Regions from separate parts of the Mus musculus genome. Here region 1 is linked to region 2. The links are chromatin loops, found by intact Hi-C in ENCODE. Cell type or tissue: left cerebral cortex. All regions are shown on one strand. Links, peaks and the distances in the headings refer to the core of each region. The heading gives the core; the rest is flanking DNA. Region 1 overlaps Bmp2k (BMP2 inducible kinase). Region 2 has its middle 25 kb from the start of Gm33100.

What was found. Peaks named below come from ENCODE experiments on the same cell type or tissue, not always from the same donor. Only the 100,000 strongest peaks of a DNase experiment are listed, where the experiment ranks them.
Region 1: a loop joins it to region 2, with 5 times the contacts of the local background. A loop is called at or near these places in 24 of 42 quality-filtered maps.

What each region holds. Positions count from the first base shown.
Region 1 is chr5:97,053,762-97,058,160 of GRCm38, reverse strand. Bmp2k (BMP2 inducible kinase) reads right to left here. Exons shown (of 16, transcript NM_080708.1): 9 at 3,230-3,309; 10 at 1,135-1,295. Among named protein-coding and RNA genes, the nearest start is that of Paqr3, 56 kb to the left of the region's middle. In left cerebral cortex, for the core only: a CTCF peak has its summit at 2,291 (motif pointing right); a DNase peak (open chromatin) is centred at 2,300.
Region 2 is chr5:96,851,958-96,856,356 of GRCm38, reverse strand. No RefSeq gene overlaps it. Among named protein-coding and RNA genes, the nearest start is that of Gm33100, 25 kb to the left of the region's middle. In left cerebral cortex, for the core only: a CTCF peak has its summit at 1,816 (motif pointing left); DNase peaks (open chromatin) are centred at 1,817 and 2,783.

The DNA.
Region 1 (4,399 bases), core at 187-4,186, 200 kb before region 2:
AAAATTTAAATTTACTCTATTGGAGATATTCTACAGGAATATCTATTTTAGGCATTACACAATCATAATGCATTTTAAGACTATAAAAACAGGCCAGATGGTGGTGACATATCCCTTTAATCCCAGCACTACAGAGGCAGAGGCAGGCAGATCTCTGTGAGTGTGAGGTCATCCTGGTCTACAGAACAAGTTCCAGGATAACCAGGGCTACACAGAGAAACCCTGACTCAAACAAAAAAGCATTATAAAAACGATTTCTCACAATCAAATGAGACAGTGCTTATGCTGTCATCTCCACATGGCTCCTTCCCCAAGGCTCGAGAGACCTGTAACACTACGAGATGAACTTGAAATCCCTTCCTGTCCAATCTAAGTCTCCTGCGCTTGTACAGCCAGCCTCAAAGCTCTCGGCTGATGACCCAAGAGATGAGCTTGGGTCCATATATCAAAGAGATGACCATATATCAAAGCAAACCGAGACTTCTATAAACATTTATATCACTAATAACTCTGCTTTGCCTTTAGAAAAAAATAGTTCAGATTCAGTGTATCTGGTTTTATGTTGAGGTCCTTAATTTAAATAAAAAAGGTTTGGTTTACGGGACATCAGTAGACAGTTTCTTGTGGTGCGTGTGTGCGTGTGTGCGTGCGTGCGTGCGTGCGTGCGTGCGTGTGTGTGTGTGCGTGTGTGTACATGAGAGGGCTCATCCACATGCAGAGGACAAAGGTTGGGGTCTGGATGTCCTCAGTCACTGTCCCACGTTTTTCTGTTAAAGACAAGTCTCTCACTAAGCTGTCATTGCAGTTGGACTGGCTGGCCCTCAAACCGGAAACAGGCCTGTCTCTACCCCTAGCCCATCCCCCGCAGCGGCCCACTCCCACCACACCGTGCACCACCTCACACCCAGGCTGGGTTGCGGAAGCACACTGCCATGCCCATCTGTCTTTACTGAGGGGGCAGGGATCTCCACCTGGGTGCTCATGCCTGCACAGCGAGCACGTTACTGACCGAGCCATGTAGCCAGGCTTTCCTTAAAGCACTGGGCTCTGTGCTTTACGATGGTCAATTAAATTTATTTATACTCCAAGGCAAACAAACCTTATCGAAAGGTCAGAATTGCAAAGGCTAATTACCTTTGGGTTTGTGGTTGCTGAACTCCCCAGGAGCAGGGACTTTGACAGGCGTTGCTGAACTCTGAATGGTCAGCACACTGGAAGTGGCAGCAGTGGAATTGGCCTTTGGTCTTTGTCTTGGTGCAATTGAGGTTTCTGTTGGTCCAATGGTATCTGTTATTCTATAATAGAAAAATATAATTCATTCCAAATAATGAAATTATCTCTAAATTACTATTCATTCTACAAAATACAGACACAGTTGATTATTACAGATGACCACATCAGTCATCTGGTTTCCTTCTAAGTATCCACCTCAGAATATCAGCTCAATAAAGCTAATAAAGAAAACAATACAGGCAGCCATAGCTGTTGAAACGTCAGCCTGCCAAGCTGGAAGTACAGGAGACTTAAGGGACAGCATTACGACTGAGAGTGCACAGAGAGCAATGTTCTCACAGGGTTTTGTACAAAACCCAGATCCAGTTCTTTAAAAAGACACAAGAAATAATCCCCCTCACTTGGACTCAAGAGAAAGAAAATGCTGTCTGTCTCCTAGAGCAGGTAAAACCAGAGAAGCCAGTGCTTGCCAAGTCAGGCTGCCTGCTCACCCAACCTTTGTTGTCCTAGAACACTGAATGGCAATCAGGAGAAATGTCTGACTGGGACTCCGCATAAGCCCCAAATGCACACAGCAGAACAGCAAGCACAATTTTGAAAACAAGGATTAGCAGACATAAGTGACATTTCAAAACAACAATAAAAATAGGTAAATTTATTTTTAGCATTCATACATGCACACAATGTATCTGAAACAAATCCAATCCCCAAATCTCTCCCCTCCAACTTCCTCCTTATTTCCCTCAAAACTTGCCCCTCACAACTTCATGAGATCTTTTGTTTGTTTGTTTGTTTTTGATACCCACTCAGTCCATTTAGTACTGCCAGTATGTGCATGAGTGTGGGACCAATATAATCTGAAAATTACATATTTTTTCAACTTTGCTTTCTATACTTATAAACTCTATAAAACATTAATAAATCTCTCCTATATTTTTAGTGACTTCACTTAATATGATTTCAAATGATTTAACAACTAACACTGTATATGCCTGATTTATCATGCCCACAGTTCCTGCAGCACACACTACCCCTCTTTCATAATACCTCTATGTACCACTAGAGGGAGCCCCCCAACACTTATCTTTCTAAAAGGAAAGTAACAAAAAACTGCATGACAACATTTCAGAAAATTCCGGTTGGTACCTTAAAGGAATTCAGTAGGTGATAAAAAGAAAGACAGGAAGTAATATAGAAGGGGGTTGTTTGGGAAGAGGAAGTGAAGGGGGGCAGTGGGAGGAGACAAGAATGGTAAGGGAAGCACACATGATCAAAAGCTATTATGGTGCATGAAGTTATTAAAAAAAAAAACTTTGGAAGGCAATTTTTTTTCCAGAAAATTGTATAAGCATATTGTAGGTATGAGGTCTCCTAATAATAACAGGGGAGATGACCAGATGACCAGAGTGGTATGGTACAAGCTGTCTAAAAATGTAATGAAGTCGGCAAGATCATTTACATAATAGCCAATCATAGTTCATTTTAATAATCAAGTTGCCTGCAAAAGCTTACTAATGGAGTAAATTACTGAAAAATAAGATTTCAAACTTGATTCTTTACCAAGCACACATACACACATAAATTCTACAAACTACATACACTAATGGCCTGTGACAATTATTTTTTCCTTCCTTAAATAGAAGTAATAGGCTTAATAGCTATTAACTCGCCTCTGCAGTTCCCTGAATTCAGACTAGCCAGAGTCAAAAATGACGACAGCCACATGTCCACAGAGACGGCCCCCTGCAACATCAACAGTCCTACAGTCCGGGTCGGTCCTCAGGCCCTCCCTGGTGAGCGGGCGCTCACAGGAGCCTGCTGTCAGGCCCTCTAGTGTACCTTTGAGCTTTTGTTTTTCCTCACCTACCATCTAAGCTCTAGCACCACAGACTGAACAACTCGGCATACTGGGTAAGTGGAGACAGTGTTTATGGAATGGAAACTACAGCCTTTCCTCTGACAAGATGCCCATCGGCCACAGCGCATCCCTGCCTACCTGGCTTTCATCTGGCTTTTCCTAGCAGCAGCTTCAGTAGCAGTCATCGGCTCGGGAAGAGTTGATGGAAGAAAAGAATTCTTGGAAGAAGAAAAAAAAAAGAACATGTTATGATCTTATGCTATAGATAGACTATTAAACTTTTAAAGCACTGCGTGAAATACTAGTATTCAGACATATTCCTCAGATTTACTCTGTAAATATCCCTTTACAGACATGTCATCTTCATATTGATGCCCACAGAAATCATTAGAAGATGATCACAGAATCACTGTATACACTATTCTTTTGGGTAAACCTTGAATTAAAAAAAATGATAACACATTTATAAATCAATGATATTTTGTACTTCAGAAACTAAGAAAACAACCAGGACAACAATCATGTTTCTAAGTACTACTCATAACTGTCATGAGGCTGTAAAGCCTGGAGGACAGTTCATCTTAAAGCCGTGTCTGTGTCAGTCTGGGTCACCATAAGCAGGAGCTGAACTGAAAGCTGAAGGCAGGTACACCTCAGGCAAAGGGACTCTCCCCACTGAGAGGTCAGAGCATCACACAGTCTAAGTAGGAGAGTGAGGTTACACCTGAAGGAACCAGGGCAAGTCAGACCAGAATGTCTACGGAATCAATGATAAGCTAGAAACCTTCGTTAACAGTAGCAGAAACGTGGCATGAGTAGTTCACGGCACTGTGCAGGAAGTGACTGCAAGTCAGAGCCTTACAGTCTGTGACTTTAAGGCCAGCCTAGTCTACAGAGTGAGTTCCAGGACAGCCAAGGCTATGGAGAGAGACTCTGTCTCAAAAAAACAAAAACAAAACAAACAAACAAACAAAAAACAACAAAACCCCCCCTAAATTTAAAAAATAGGAGGGGGAGAAGAAAGCAGGCAGGCAGGCAAGGAAGGAAGGAAGCATGCAAAAAGAGAGAGAAAAATCAAAATCTTTGAGTAAAATCAGTCATCCCCAAATGAGTGTCTTACTTGGCCTAGCCTCGGCTACTGGACTACACATTAATCATTATAATTGCTACCATAATTTTACAGCAGGAGAACAAGAGGCCACCATAAAGATATAAACTCAGCTACTGATAAGTGTAACTGAAGTCAGGTCTCTCCCTTTACAATGCCTCTGCTATTTACACTTCAAAGCCCCCCCTTTTTTTTAATTT
Region 2 (4,399 bases), core at 191-4,190:
TATTTGGTTCTGGATCTGGGCCTGGGAGGTAGATGATTTGGTTAGTCTTCCTAGGCCCATACCATTGGGGCAAGCTCTCCAGTAGTTCCCAGGCTAGCTCACTTAATGCTGCATTCAGCGAGGGGCAGGGTCAAATCTCCTGCTCTCATGTTCTTGGGCCTGGCTCATCTGCACCCCTGCCACCAGAGTCAGCTGTACTGTGCTGCTCTGGCAAGGTGTAGAGCCCACACTCCTTAGTGCTACAATCAGTGAGGGGCAGAGACAGCTCTTCTGCTCTCATAACCTCAGGGCCAAGGCTGGAAAGAGGTAAGGAAGGGGAGAACATCTCCCACAAGGTATAGAGCCAGCCAGCGCTTGCATGCCCAAGGGACATCAACACAGACCCATGATGCCCTAGGACCATGAACCCAGACATGATCCCTAGCAACAACCTGGGCCTGGATGTCCCATGGCCTCAGGTGATGCGCTATTCAGATCAGTACATCATCCCCTTCACCCCCATGCCAGCACACCCTCAGACATCCACATGGTTTTCACCTTTGGTGGTAACTCAGGCCACAGACAATGACACAGACCCTAGCTGCATCATGAATCCAGACATGGCCTTTTGTGGCAGAGACCTGGGCTAAGACCATGTGGAGACCACCATGGCCTCCTCATCTTGCTGCTGTTCAGTCTCCAGTTCCATATTTCTCCATAGTATACAAACCCCTTGGCTTTGCTTTTTCCTCTATCTCACCACCACAAACTCCATCTTCCCATCTCTCCATCACACATTCATTTGTGGTAGTGATGCCCTAGGTAGTTGCTTAGGTATCTTTCTTCTGGCCACCTCAGGTTAGTATGGCAGGGCAAATGATTTTATGTCTTTCTCCACTAATTGAATTTTATTGAGTTAACTTTCTAATACTCTTCATGTCATTAAATATTCATAACTCTTTTGGGTAAGGACTTACTTGTAGCTGAAGTATCAGGTTGCAAAGAGAGGAGTATTTGCCAATTACATACTGATTTACATACACGTTGTTGTAGTTAAGTAGAAAGCCAAGATCTGAGCCCAGACTGATCTGATTCCAAACCCAATGCATTCAAGACAATTCAGATGCAGAAATTGGAGGCTATCAACATGGCATGCAAATGATATGAAAATGGACAGCAGAAAATATACAGAAGTAAATTCTGGATCACATTACCCTAAACATTTCCTTCAAAAGCACGAGTAGGTTCTTTGAGAACCTTCTATCCAGTATCTTCATTTGCCATTTTTGAAGCACCTAATCTCCAGACCAAGTATATTCTTGATCTAGAGTCTCCTGCCTTCTAACGTTCACCATATTACAAGGCCAGGGCTCCTTCCAGATTGCAAAGTTTCTCCTTCACTGTCTTCATGGATTAACCAGTGTTCAGTGAGCTGACTTGCAGATACTCATCAGTGAAGGTGATCCATGACTAAGCTAGTATACACACACTCAGACACATATAGTATATACATATATACATACAAATGTATTATATATATATATATATATATATATGTACACACACGCGCGCGCACGCACACATGCACGCACATACACATACTTCATATAAATGCAGACTTCCCCGAGAATGATGAACAGCAAAGAACTGAGTTACGTAATCTTCATTGAGAAAGTGTTTACAGTCACAACAAGACTCCTGGAATATGACATGCACTCTGCAAAGCATGTTTCCACGTAGTTCCTATCTGGACTAACTACTCTTAAACAAGTAAAATAGATTTTGTTACTTGGACACAAAACCAACCATCTGGCTTTGAAGTTGACCTGCCACCTTGTGGAAATCAGAGGCAATGAAAACCACCCTCCTTGACTAACACTATAATAACATATGATATAAGGTAGCAGAATCGTCTTTCTTTTTGAGGTAAGATCTTGCAACTGTGTGGTAGGTATGAAGATATACTACAGAGAGACAACTTTTCCTTCAAATTATGGAGACAATCATTCCCAAGATGCCAACCAGAAAAGGAGCTTGTCTCTGGAAAAGAGACCCTCACAACTTGTCAGACCATCTTGTAGGACAGATGAGAGCCTAGACAGGGGGTTAGTGGTGGTCACATCTCGACCCTGACTGCGTAGTTATGCCCACCTCTTTCCCTCTATTTAAACCCAGATGCCACATTTATTGATGGGTTTGCACACCACTGAATATCTTTCTTTGTTCTTCTTTCAAATGTTACTGTATTGAATAAATTCTTTTCTGTTTTTCATTATTACCTATTTCCTTAACTGATCTATCGAGGACAAGTGCCCTAACCTAGCTTGTGAGGACTGCCAGGACCGAGGCTCTGTCCCAAACGACCCCAGGATCAATATCACTAGATCAAGAATGTCTAGAACTATTTAAGTAATCATCCTTCAATCTCCAAACTAATAATAATAGCTGCTTTGTATGATTATCTTATGATTAAAGTAAAAATAATATAACTGACATAGAATCACACCTGGACAATATACAGAGTGAGAGAAGTCTGAGCACTTGATGGGGCGTTGTCATCAAGCCTGTCTTGTCAAGAATCTGGGATCTTTGCAGAAGAGGAGGAAGAATGGCTGTAGCTGAGGAATGACTCCAAGGAAACAGGGTCTTCCAGATCTGAGCATCCTGATCCTAAGGTCATGGCTCTGCCTCCATGTTCTATCCGGCTTTTATCCCTCAGGCACATAGCGCTTACATAAGTATCTGCAGTCTCTAGTCCCTTAGGATAACCAGAGGCAGAAGCAGCTTCCAGCTGGTCTAGCCAGCTGTTGTGAGAGTCTCAGAACTCATATGAACTCACAGAGACTGTGGCAGCACATACAACACCTGCACCAGTTCAATCCAGATGTGTCCTGGCACTGATGGGACAAATTGGACAGAGTCCCATCTCTAACCAAGAAGTTATTTACAGTTGATACCTGCTGAGAAACTAAACTCAAGGAACTGCAAGTCAGTTTTCTCCAGTGGAGTCTCACTGTGTATATCAATCATACTATAGAGCAGGACCCATGCCCAGGCACAGTCTCTCTCCCTCTCCTCCCTCTCCCTCTCCCTCTCCCTCTCCCTCTCCCTCTCCCTCTCCCTCTCCCTCTCCCTCTCCCTCTCCCTCTCCCTCTCCCTCTCCCTCTCCCTCTCCCTCTCCCTCTCCCTCTCCCTCTCCCTCTCCCTCTCTTCTTTCTTTCTTCCCTTTTTGCTTCATTTTATTTTGACATTTTCATTTTTCTTTCCTGCATTTTGCTTGCTTTGATTTTCATTTCCATGTTTTTAAATTAATTTTGGAGGGTTTTCGTTTGATTTTGTGTTATGAAAGAGAGAAAGAGAAAGACCATGAAGTTGAGTGCATAGGGAGGTGAGGGAGTTTGGGAAGAACTAAGGGAGGGAAATAATCAAAATATATTGTATGAAAAATTTTAATTAATTTTTATAAGAAACTTAGTAGCTGTAAGTACAAGTGTGAACCCCCAACCATGGCTTAAAATAACATTTATTAAGGGTTATGTTCTACTACTGTACTGAGCATCTTTTCATTTTATCTTCAAAACCTATTTTTATTACTTTTAATTATGCATATGTGTGGGGCAGTATTCACATAAATGCAGGTGCCCTCAAAGGCCAGCTCTTTCTACAATCTCCTGGAGCTGGAATTACAGGTAGTTATGTGTGGGTTCCCAGCTCCCAATTGGCCATTATGTGCTTGAAGTGTCAGGATTCGGACGAGCTGGGGAGCAGAGTCTCAGGTGGTAGTTAGTACAGTGGTTGTTTAACCAGGAGAGTGATAAGTGTGTATTCCCTTTTCTAAATGTGATTTCAGAGCAGCAGCAACCACTTCTTGGCAAATAGTGTGGCTGGTGGCCATCCCTTGGTGGAGGAGTCTTCATTCTGTAACAGTAATTTTAATATACATTATATATTTATATATAATTGTATTAATATTATCTTTATTTTTATTAATGTATGATTATAGAAATATAATATAAATTAATATAAATATATAAATAATATAAATACAAATAGTAAATTAGTATAAATAGTAAATATAAATTAATACAGTGGCTCTTTTTTCTTTATCCTAGCTAATTCCCCAGTAGTGACACAGAGAAACCAAGATTTATTTTCAAGCTTCACTGAAATACCTAGGCAGTCATTGATCCACCTCATTATTCTAAGGTAATCTGGCTACTTCCTGGCCAAAATCCCTGTAATAATTTCATGTAGGGCCTTTCATGCTCCAGCTAAAATCACCTCTCCTCCCTCCTTGTGGCTCAATCTGTCTTACTCTTCTCTCTCCCTCCCTCCTTCCCTCCCTCCCTCCCTCCCTCCCTCCCTCCCTCCCTCCTCTGGCTGGTGGGAGTTCCACCATATTCTATCTTCTGCCCAGCCA